2 separate regions of the Mus musculus genome follow, and region 2 is linked to region 1. Evidence: chromatin contacts called from ENCODE POLR2A ChIA-PET data. All regions are on one chromosome and are shown on one strand. The core of a region is the stretch at or near the end of the contact, and the rest is flanking DNA. Distances in the headings are between cores, read along the strand shown. Region 1 has its middle 4.7 kb from the start of Id3. Region 2 holds the start of Asap3 (ArfGAP with SH3 domain, ankyrin repeat and PH domain 3).

Region 1 (5,593 bases), core at 2,287-4,786:
GGACTGTAAGGTGCTGTGCTCTCCGAATAGGCTCTTTTGAACAATATCCCGCTGTTCTGGTCTATGCAGATGCTTCTGCAGTGAAGGAGGTGATTGGCAGGTTGTAGGACCCCCCACCAGGATAAGTCCCTAGAGACAACCAAGAGATCTGGAAGAGTGAAGCCTGTCACACATCTGGATGCACTCGCAGACCCATACATGAGGATCAGGGTGTGAGTCGGGGAGAGTGTATTTGTCTGTATTGGTGGCCCCCCAAGTCTCCCACATAACCTAGAGGGGCTTGGCACGGGGTACAGAGGCCTTTTGTTGGGGTGCTTTAAAGAGCACAGGCTGCAAACCAAACAGGGCTCAGTAAGAACAAGGTCATGGAGTGGCTGGCTGTGTGACCCTGGGGACTCAGCTGGGCCATAAGCATTCTCTTGCCCTACAATACACACTTCTAGCCCCAAACCCATCCACTGCCAGCTGGCCAGCGACCACCTTGATGTAGGGTAATGAGTTCCGCATGTGTCTATAAGAACTCAGCTCAGCTGCCTGAGCGAGCGTTCTCACAGCCTTCCCCCCCCTCCCAGCTCTGAGGTCCTCTGTGGTCTCCCTTCCTCTGGTTGTTCCTGGCAAGGGAGGCAGGGAAGGGGCTGGCCAGGGACAGAAGACAAGTGCCTTCCTGACCACCCTCTTCCAGAGCCTCTGAGGGGCTGTGCCCTCCAGTAGGCCCTAGCAGTTGCTATATAAGAGCTGTGGGTGAAGTCCTTGGCTTGGCGAGACTCCAGCCCACCCCATCCCCGAAGCAGGAATAATAATAACGACCCCTGCTGGCTGAGGGACACCTCTGTGGTTGGAAAGAGACCTAGGAGAAGAATCCAATCTACAAGGTCTAGGTTAAGTGTTTTCTTTTTCTTCTTTTAGCTTTTTGAGTCAGGGTTTCTCTGTGTAGCCCTGGCTATCCTGGAACTGACTCAGTGAGCCAGGCTGGTGTCAAACTCAGAGATCTTCCTGCCTCTCTTACACTCAGACTTTGTCTTTTATACTTAGACCATTCAGTTTTTCCTGTCCGCTGTTCTTGTTTTAAAACAGTTTGTTTTATGTGCATTAGTGTTCTGCCTGAATGAATGACTGTGTGTGAGTGTTGGATCCCCTGGAACTGGAGTTATGGATGGTCGTGAGCTGCCATTGTGGGTGCTGGGAATTGAACTCAGGACCTCTGGAAGAACAATCAGTGCTCTTGACTGCTGAGCCATCTCTCCAGCCCCCAGCTTGAATTTTTGATCTTTCTACCTCTGTCTTGCAAGTATAGGCATAACAGGTATTCACTGCCACAGCTGACTCCACTTATCTGTTGTTTATTTTAGAGGTTTATTTTCATTATCTGTGTAATATGTGTGCTCATGCCCATGGCTGCCACAAGAGGGCGCTGGATCCCTGGATAGGCAGTATGTGCTGGGAACCAAACTCTGGCTTTCTGGCAAACCAGGATGGTCTTTTTTTTTTTTTTTTTTAAACCGGTGGGCCACCTCTCCAACCCCTTATCTTTATTTATTTATTTATTATTTTTTATTTATTTATTTATTTATTTATTTATTTATTTATTTCGAGACAGGATTTCTCTGTGTAGCCCTGGCTGTCCTGGAACTCACTCTATAGACCAGGCTGGCCTTAAACTCAGAAATCCACCTGCCTCTGCCTCTCAAGTACTGGGATTAAAATCGCGCGCCACCACTGCCCGGCTTATCTTTATTTTTAAGATTAATTCTTGCTTCATATCCTAGACTGACTTTAAACTCAGGATCCTCCAGGCTCAACCTCCTGATGCTAGGCACATGACACCACTTTTTTTTTTTTTAATTCATTTCACGTATGAGTACACTGTAGCTGTCTTCAGATACACCAGAAGAGAGCATTGGATCCCATTGTAAATGGTTGTGAGCCACCATGTGGTTGCTGGAAATTGAACTCAGGACCTCTGGAAGAGCAGCCAGTGCGCCCAACCTCTGAACCATCTCTCCAGCCCATGACACCACAATTTAAGAGTCTTGTCTTCACCTCTAACTCTCTGAATGTCTCTGAGCAGGCCACATATGTCAATTCTGTGAGTCTTTCCATTCCTAACAGGTTTTAGACTTGTGAACAAGTAAGAAAAGGTATTGGGAGGGACAGCAGCTTGCTGCTAAACACACATGGCTCTTGGGTGGTATCCCTTGTACCTTGGACAACATGGGGTTCTATTGACAATAGGGCTTCAGGCCCAAGGAGGCTTCGGCCTGTGACATCTGGCTCAGAATAGCAAGATGCCTGTGAGGAGAGAGGTGTCTCCAGCAGGAAGGTAAGGGTGGCTAAAGTGATGGTGAGCCCGCACCCGGGAGGGATGGAACTCTGAGCTAGGGGAGGAGCTTACGGAAAGTTGCCCCTCCTTATGTAGCTTGTCAAAGGCAACCCCCAAATCTTGGCCTCCGGATGCCCTTATTCTGACCCCACACCTAGTCCATGAGGTCAGACCACAAACTATTACCAAAGTCAGTTGGAACCCCAGTTCGGCCCACCCTCTGACCCATCAGTGGGCTTGCAGACTGACCCCCCCCCCCATCATAATTACAACAACGACCCCTTAGACTTGGCTCGGATTGAATCCTAACTGGAGGGAAAATGATCTGAGAACTCTGGCATGAAGTAGGGTGTCACGGCCGGCTTCGGGCGGGGTTGGGGAGGGAGGACAGGGAAGCCTGGTGGCCAGAGGCCACTCTCGGAAGGTCGGCAAAGCCTCGTGCAGGGCATGTCGCAGGCGCCCGAGGAATGTGCGCTGCCTGAAAGAATGAAGGAAGGAAGGAGCAGGGTGCGATGCAGGCCGCCTCCGGGCCGAGTCAGGAAACCCGAGTTGGGGTGCGGCTGATGCTGCAGCGGCCTGAGCGCCGATGGGGGCAGCACGAGAGCAGTGGGGTCAGTGACTCGGTCGTGTGTGTATGTGTGTGTGTGTGTGTGTGTGTGCACGAGAGCAGTGGGGTCAGTGACTCGGCCGGGTGTGTATGTGTGTGTGTGTGTGTGTGTGTGTGTGTGTGTGTGTGTGCACGAGAGCAGTGGGGTCAGTGACTCGGTCGTGTGTGTATGTGTGTGTGTGTGTGTGTGTGTGTGTGTGTGTGTGTGTGCACGAGAGCAGTGGGGTCAGTGACTCGGCCCGGTGTGTGTGTGTGGGGTGAGGGGGGGTGTGGGCTCCCCCAGGCCGAGTTGGAAGCTGCAAGCCCTTGCTGCTGGCAGAGCAGCGGGGGCGCCGCGAGGCTCCGGATGGGCTGCGAGCCCCGCCCGCAGGCTGCGGAGGGAGCCGGAGCCAGAGTGGAGCCAGAGCTCAGACATCCGGGCGCCAGCGAACACCTGCGAGCGGCCCTCAGGGCCCGCGGGGGGCGGGGGAGCGCGGGCAGCGGGCCGGGGGCGGGGCCGAGCAGGGAGGCGGGGCCCGGAGCTCCGCCTTCCCAGCCACTGGGCCACGTGGGCCGAGAATCGGCCCGGCCCTGGCGCCGCGGAGCCGCTTCTTGCCTGGAGGCGGGCTAGTGGGTAGAGCTGCAGTTTTGCGGGAAAGCCAGAGAGAGAAGTTTTAAGGGTGCAGCCGGGGGGTGAGGGTGGGGGCCCTGGGAAAGAGTGGTAACCACGGACTGCCGTAACTACTCGGAAGACTTAAAATTGAGGAGGAGCGTCCCGTTCTGTGTACTAAGGTGGTGCACTGCCTTCTTGGAAGGCCACCATTACCATGTGTCGCAGACATGAATTTGAATCCCTGCTTTGTCACTTAGAAATATGTGGCCATGTGCTAACATATATGTGTGTGCGTGCAAGCGTGTGTGTGCTTCAGAGCTTCGAGATCAGTTAGGGCCTCTAAATTGCATAGTTCAAAGAGAGCCAGGAAAATATTTCACGTGTGGTCTTTTATATCCGAACCATACAATTTTAAGGGATGTACTATCATCCCATTTCATGCAGAACTAAGATTTGTTTTGTTTTTCTTTTTTTTTTTTTTTTTTTTTTTTTCCCCCAACAAGCTCTTACTGGGCTTCTAATTTGTGCCCCATTCACGAAGCCGTTGACTCGGGAAAGCTGTCTAAAGTAGAGAATGAGAACCCAGACTTAGATTCTACAGGAAGCTGGCTTTCCTAAATACCTTCTCCCACTTCCTTGCTGTGACCTTGATCAACTTATTCAAGGTACACACCTTGCTGATTAGAAAAAAAGATTAGGATGTAATGAAATGGACCGGGGCACCTGGTAGGCACGCCCATAAATGATTACAACAGCAGACTAACTCAGAGGTTTCTGACCTAGGGCTAAAGTGCTTTCAGTTTCTAATGACTAATGGATTGGCTAGATGGTCTAAGCTTTTGTCCGGGCCACCTGAACTGCTCAGCCCTGGGAGTCCTGACAAGCAATTTCCTTGGAATTAGCTTAATAATGCCTCGTAGGTGTGTGATGCATTTCAAAGAAGTTTCCCATCATTATCTTCAGTCCTTGGAGGCAGCTGGGCTCAGAGAGAAGCGGCTTGCTCCACTAAAGCTTTCAATCCCTCCTTGGTCATAACCTCTAAGTGAACAGAAGGCAGACCCCCTCAGAACTGTCACCTGGTACGAATGTGGAAACTGGCTCGCTGGAGGCATAGCCTGTAGCCTGCTGTATTCAGCCGATGCAGGATTGTCATGTTTGACGGGCTCTCTTCAGAGAACACAGCATACCTTAACACACAGTCCAAGATGGATGTCACTAGAGTATTAAATTTAAGGCAAAAGTTTTCTTATGTAGAAACAGGACCTCCAGAGGTGGGGGGCCTGCCATTATTCTGCGAAATTTCATGTGTGATTTCTGAAAGATGGTCATATCTCCCATTGGTTCATCAGAAGAAACCAGACAGGTTAAAAACCATTAATCAGACTGGAAGGACAACTGGCAAGGAGGTTGCTCCCCTCTCCTCCCCTTCTGCCACGACCCTGTTTCACCCCAGAAAGCTCACTATGGTTAATGCACAAAGGGTAATGAAATGTTTGTTATGAAATACAAGTAGCACATGCCAAGGCCGACACAGATGAGATCATATAAATAGGAATCCTGTGACGATGGGGGCCTGATGCAGCCCACCTGGGGAGGAACCATGTTGGGGTGGAGAGATGGGGCATGGGTTGCCACCTTGCCTTTTACCCAACTCCCAGGCCTGCCCCAGAAATGGCCAGTCTAAGGTCCCTTTCCTGCCAACCGCAATACTATACTCATTATTCTCAAACCCCAGGTCAAAGTTTACCAAACATTAAGGGAACTTGAGTTTCCCAGCAAGCCTACACCCTGAAAAGTGGCTGCAGACCTGAGGCAAGACCCTGGGTTTGGTTTTCCTATATACAGGGTCTTCCCGCGTAGCTGACCATCCTGGAACTCACTATACATAGCAATATATATATAGTGAGTTCCAGGTTTCAAACTCAAGAGATTGTGTGCCTCTGCCTCATGAGTGCTGGGATTAAAGTACAAATCACTATACCCCCCACCTCACCCGCAGGGTTCCTTTCTCCAAGTTTGGAAGTCTGGGGGGAAGGCAGACCAGAAAGCATGAAGTTAATGGAGGCAGTTTATT
Region 2 (5,593 bases), core at 953-3,452, 59 kb before region 1:
TCCCTTGCTCTGGGAGCTCAGGCAGTGTCTTGCCCTCTCTGTGTATGGGTTTTAACATCTTAAATGAGAGCAATTCTAGCTGATTTCTCTATTGCCAGGGTCCTTCAGCCTGGACATTCTTGGTTCCTATGACCTGTCCAGGGTCCTTCCCAGTAAGGTGGACAAAAAAGTCCTGCAGATCCTAGAACAGAGTCTCTAGTTAGTTTCAGGAAACTGGTTAGAGCTAGGAGCCTTGATTCAGGAAGCAACCGCGGTTTCAAGCCTGGTATTAGGTTAGTCATGTCCAGTACTGGAGGGAGGAAAAAAAAATCCCAGTATCAAACTACATGTAAGCCCAGCACAATAACAGAGAGACATGACCACGAAACCAACCAGAAAGCTCCAGCAAAATCTCTAAGTCGTAAGTCAGACTTTTCATTTGGGGGACGCTGGAATGGTGAGGGGGAAAGCTGAGTTTGGGGATCTCCTGCCTTTCTGTTGCAAAAGTGAAAGCTTGCAAGCACATGGATCTGAAGGGAAAGAAAGAGAAAAAGAAAAAGGAAAAGAAAAAGAAAAAGAAAGAGAAAGAGAAAAAGAAAGAGAAAGGAAAAAAGAAAAAGAAAAGAAAGAGAAGAGAAAGGAAAAGAGAAAAAGAAAAAGAAAAAGAAGAGAAGGAGAAAGGAAAAAAGAAAAAGAAAGAGAAAGAGAAAGGAAAAGAGAAAAAGAAGAAGAAAAAGAAAAAGAAGAAAAAGAAAAAAGGAAAAAAGTTGGATTTTGTCTGGCCTGACCTGAGGCAAATCTGAGCTTACACAGTCAGGTAAGGTCAGTCAAATGCATGGACACTTAGCCAGAGCAGATCTCTCCCCTCTGATCCAACACTGTAATGGACAACCTGGAGGAGAGGATGATGGATAAAATCCCTAAAGATGCTGAAGGGTCCTGAGGCGTGGTGGCTCTGAACCTATGCATCATTTGAAATCCGACAGTCTTTGTATAATTGTCTGCCTTCCTTACCAAAGAGGAAAAAGTCCAGACAGAGAGCCAGCCAGTCAGGGGAGAAGAGGAAGGGAGATTTCCTAAGACCTCAGCTCAGGGTATTTCTGGGTAGCTTTGTATCTGCCACACAGTAGGTACAACTTATAGAGAAGGCCAGACTGACCACTGAAGTCCAAAATGCCACCTCAACCCAGGGCATTCTCTAGAAGAGAGCTGGGTTCATATTATCCCCGTCTGGCCCCAGACTACAGGCTCTCTGCTCCAGTGTATTCCTAGGGGATGAAAACCTGCAGCGAATCCAGAGAAGAGGAATGAACTCCAGTGAGCTTGGGAATGGGGTGGGGCAGCCTACAAGGGCGAAAGAAAGAGCCTGGGACACTTTGCCTGAAAACACAAAGAGGAGAGGGGAGGGGAGAGGAGCCTATAAACTTGGCCCGCAGCAGCCAAGGTGAACCCCGGCTCCTGGCGCCTTCCCATTCACAATCATTCCACAAGGCAAGCCAAGTCTCAGAACCAGCAGCCAGGAGGAGGGGGCCTCCTCTCTCTCTCTTGCAGCCTGGGAGAGGTAAGTTCAGGACTGAGCCTGCTTCTCAGAAAGGGAGTGACCTGAGGGGCTGCATATTTGTGGGGTTCTAAAACGAAAACACAGAACTGTAAGCCGCTGAGCAAATACACATATAATGGGCAAGTCGCCCAAAGTATATGGGAGATGTGCCCCAACATGTGGAGTCTGTATCGAGGTGACCCCGAGATCCCATCTGGTCCTCTCTTCCCAGGCTCCACCTTGGGGACACAGATGTTTGAGATGAGCTCGGTTCCCACAGATCTAAGAGGGGCGGGTTTCTGGAGCGCAGCGAAGAGCCATCCTAGCTCCAAGCATTCCTGCAAAGGTCAAAGCCAGGCCCCAAGTTGACCTGAGGTCCCCTCCCGCCTCGGCCCCTCACCTCCTCCCGTGCCAGCGCCGCCCCGCGGCACCGGGGCATCTTGGCGGCGAAGGCAGCTGCTCCGGCTGGGGAACTGAGGTCCTCTGCGGTGACGGCCAGGAACTCCGCGACACTGAGCTGCTCGGGCATGGTGGGAACGAGGCGAAAACACCGGAGCTGCCTGGAACGCGGGGGACGCTGCACTTAACAGTGCTGGTATAGCTGCTCTGCGCAGGGCCTGTCTCACCACCCGCAGCGTCCTAGTCGAGGCCTCTTCACTCCCTGCTCCGCCCCGCCCCTAACTAACTCCGCCACGCCCCCGCCCGCCAGCCTTTCTCTCTCCGGCCACGCCCCCAGACCACTTGTCTACCTCCCTGGCCACGCCCCGACTCGCTGGTAACTCCCTGACCACGCCCCCATCCCCCTCACTCTCCGGCCACATCCAAGCCGCGCCCCTAACTCCCTGGTCACGCCCCAACCTCGCGTTGGCCCCACTCTGCCCTGCCTCCAAGACCTACAGATGGGGAGAGTTCTCCTGGGGCTCCGCTCTTGACTCCCAGCCCCCGTCCCCGATCCTCTTCCCTCCCTAGCCCCGCCTCCAAAGCCTACCACACACACACACACAGACACAGAGCCTGGCTCCTGGTTCTGGCTGGCTCCTGGTTCACTTGTTCTCTTCTCCTTAACTCTAGGTTCTTCAGAGCAGTCGTCTTCCTCTACCTCACCGGTGCTGAGATTAAAGGCAAGGCCTGTGCCACCGAGGCCATATAAGATCTTCGCCATCAGCCAGCTACGTGCCATTGAATCAATTGCCCCTCTGGTTTTTAAAAGGAATCATGTCATAACTCCGAATAAGTTTAAGTAAGAATGGGAGAGGTTCACTATTATCTCAGGTACACAGAATAGCTCGGGATTTTGTTGTTGTTGTTGTTGTTGTTGTTTTGCAGGTATTTTTGTTGTGGTTTGGTTTTGCCTGGTTTCTTAATTCCAGCCGTGAGCCAGGGGCCCTTCCCATTGCCTTGGACTCTTTCTGCTTCTTCTTGAAAGCCTTATTTTCTTCGTCCATCTCACAGGGCTCTTTCAGAGGCTTCCTCTTGACACCTTCATCGCCCAACCTGGCCCCTGGCGTCTGGTCCCCTTTCCCCAGACCAGATGCTAAGTGACCCTAACAGTTCCTTCAGACTCCAATGCTGAGTCTTCCAAATTTGCTTCTCCCTGTCTGCCTCCCTCGGTTTTTGTTTATTTGATTTGGGGTTTTGTTTTTCAAGGTTTAGCTCAAACATTTCAAACTTTACTACAAGGCTTATCCTGACCACCCTGTTTAAAACTAGTCACCTGCTGCTCCCCCCATCCCTCACTCCACATACCCCATTCATAATCATCTTTATTCTGCTGGGGTTTTATGAATGAATATTGGGCGCTCTTGGAGGCCAGAAAAGAGCATCAGATCCCCTGGAACTAGAGTTACAGATGATGGTGAGCCACCATGTAGGTGTTGGGAATTGAACCAGGGTCATCTGCAAGAACAAACATTCTTTAGCCACTAAGCCATCTATCTGTCCAGCCCCTTTTTAAAATTTTCAGTTTTAGAAATTTGCTGTGTGCATGAATGTGTGTGGGTGTGTGGGTGTGGGTGTGTGTTTGTGTGTGTACTCATGTGTGCACAACATGCAGGACACTGAACTCATGAGGGCAGAGGACAACTTTCAGGAGTTGGCTCTCTCCTTCCCACGTGGGTTCCAAGGATTGGACTCAAGTCATCAGGCTTGAGAGCGGACTCCCTTTCTTGTGTATCTGTTTATTTATCTTGAGACAGGGTTTTATCTAGACTCAAACTTAATGTGTAGCCATGGGTAACCTCACACTCCTGATCTACCTGCTTCCACCTCCTGGATGCTACTGCAGATATGGACCAGTACATCTGGGTTCTGCGATGCTCTCTCCGTGCTAGCCCTGAACTCTGTGCACTACACCTCTGAGAGCTGTCTGGGACTCTGCTTCCTAACTTCCTTCTTTCCTTCCTTCCTCTGTTTTCTTTCTTTCTTTTTGACAAAGGGTCTTACTATGTAGCCCTGGATGGCCTGAAACTCACTATATATACCAGGCTGATCTCCACCTCAGCAGAGCTCTGCCTGCCTCTGCTAGGATAAAGACGCGTGCCACCATATCTAGTTCATGCTGCTTTGTTTGCCTTCTATTTACCCTTCACTCTCTCCTACTACTGTGCAAATTCTGTAAGAAAAGAAGGGTTTTGTTCTGGTGAGGGCTTTGTGGGAGATCGGGTTAGGGTCCAGAGGCACAGACTGTCTGGTTGGATCCTGTCTTTGCTCTCTGTCTTAGGTAAGTAGCTCCATTTCCGTGGGTGCCAGTCTCCCCTTCTCTCACTGGTGGGACGAGGATGGCTTCCCTCCTGAGGTCGTCCAATCAAGTAGATAAGCGAAATGCAGTTTAGCCTTGGCACACCTTCGCCATGGTGATCATCACTCCCACAACTGATACACAGTAGGTATGCAATGAACATACCATGGTGTGGTGGTTTACCTGTGCTCAAAGTCAGCTGACCCAGGAGCAGAAAGGGCAGAACAAGAACCCAGGCTTATCTGAAGTCAGACTCTCTGCTTCTTTTGCTGCCGTGTGAGTTACCTTCTGGGGACAGGTTCTAGGTTCATCTCCAGGATGTAGGTAATCCATAATTTCTAGTGCAAATGAGAACTAATGAGGGGCCATGAGGCTGGCAGGAAAGAGGACTCCGCGCCCTGAGTCCGGGCTATGCTCTTGTACCCCACTCCCAGCGCCTTCTCGATCTAGCATGACCCGCCCACTTCTTCTGTTTCTCAGGAGAAAAGAACCAACTTCCATGCAGACTGACATCTGGCTGCTCCCATCACCTGCCTGCCCCAAAGGCTGTCCCTACTGCCCGCCAGCTCAGAGCCCCTGTAACTCCAACTCCAGGGGATCCAACACCTTCTCTGTCCTCCACAGACACCTGCACTCACAAGCACACACTTAAAGGCACATAACTTAATAAATCTAACAAGAGGGTATGAATATCAATCCATTTACACAACTGGAGTTCCTAAGAAGGGGATTTTCGTGTTCCCAGGACATGAACTAATAATGAAAGTAAAATCAATCGGTCCTCAGAGATGCTCTCTGTCTTGATCCTAGGCCCAATCCATATAATCCTCCCAAAATTAGCCCCCCACATGACTCACTTTGTCTTCTTGTTTATCCCTCACACTCTCTGTTGTGTTTTATAAAAAAGAAAAAAATCAGAATGTGTTTGTAGAGGCTCAGTATGGTGAGGTAGAAGGGGGTGCCTCTGCGGGCCCATGCTGAGACGTCCTTTTCCCTGAGGTACCAGCCATACCATACAACAGATATAGTATAGAACAGAATTTATTTAGGGCATGAGAAGGGGAGTTGAGGGAGAGGAAGGGAGAGAGAGAGAGAGAGTGAGAATGAGAGCAAAAGAGGAGAGAGGGAGAGAGAGAGGAGAGAGAGAGGACATATGGCGAAAGTGGGGAGGGGAATGGGGAGAGGAGGGACAGAGAGGGCAAGAGGGTAAGGAGGGGGCAGCAGCCCCTTTTATAGTAAATCAAGCATCCCTGGCTATTGCCAGGTAACTGTGGGGTGGAGCCTAGAAGGAATGCTAACTCTGCTGAGACATAGACGGACCCTACTGGACCTACTTC

What was found. ChIA-PET counts read pairs that join two places held with the same protein, here RNA polymerase II (POLR2A).
Region 2: POLR2A ChIA-PET joins it to region 1 with 13 read pairs in embryonic stem cell. The contact joins the promoter of Asap3 here to the enhancer-like site in region 1. POLR2A ChIA-PET finds 5 or more read pairs at or near these places in 4 of 5 experiments (Patski and embryonic stem cell).

What each region holds. Positions count from the first base shown.
Region 1 is chr4:136,145,739-136,151,331 of GRCm38, reverse strand. No RefSeq gene overlaps it. Among named protein-coding and RNA genes, the nearest start is that of Id3, 4.7 kb to the right of the region's middle. Within about 2 kb of position 3,536, at least 1 of the 3 ENCODE cell types and tissues checked has a DNase peak (open chromatin) inside an H3K27ac peak, as active enhancers do.
Region 2 is chr4:136,202,974-136,208,566 of GRCm38, reverse strand. It overlaps Asap3 (ArfGAP with SH3 domain, ankyrin repeat and PH domain 3), which reads right to left and starts at 2,202. Exons shown (of 25, transcript NM_001008232.2): 1 at 1,920-2,202. The coding sequence starts at 2,048.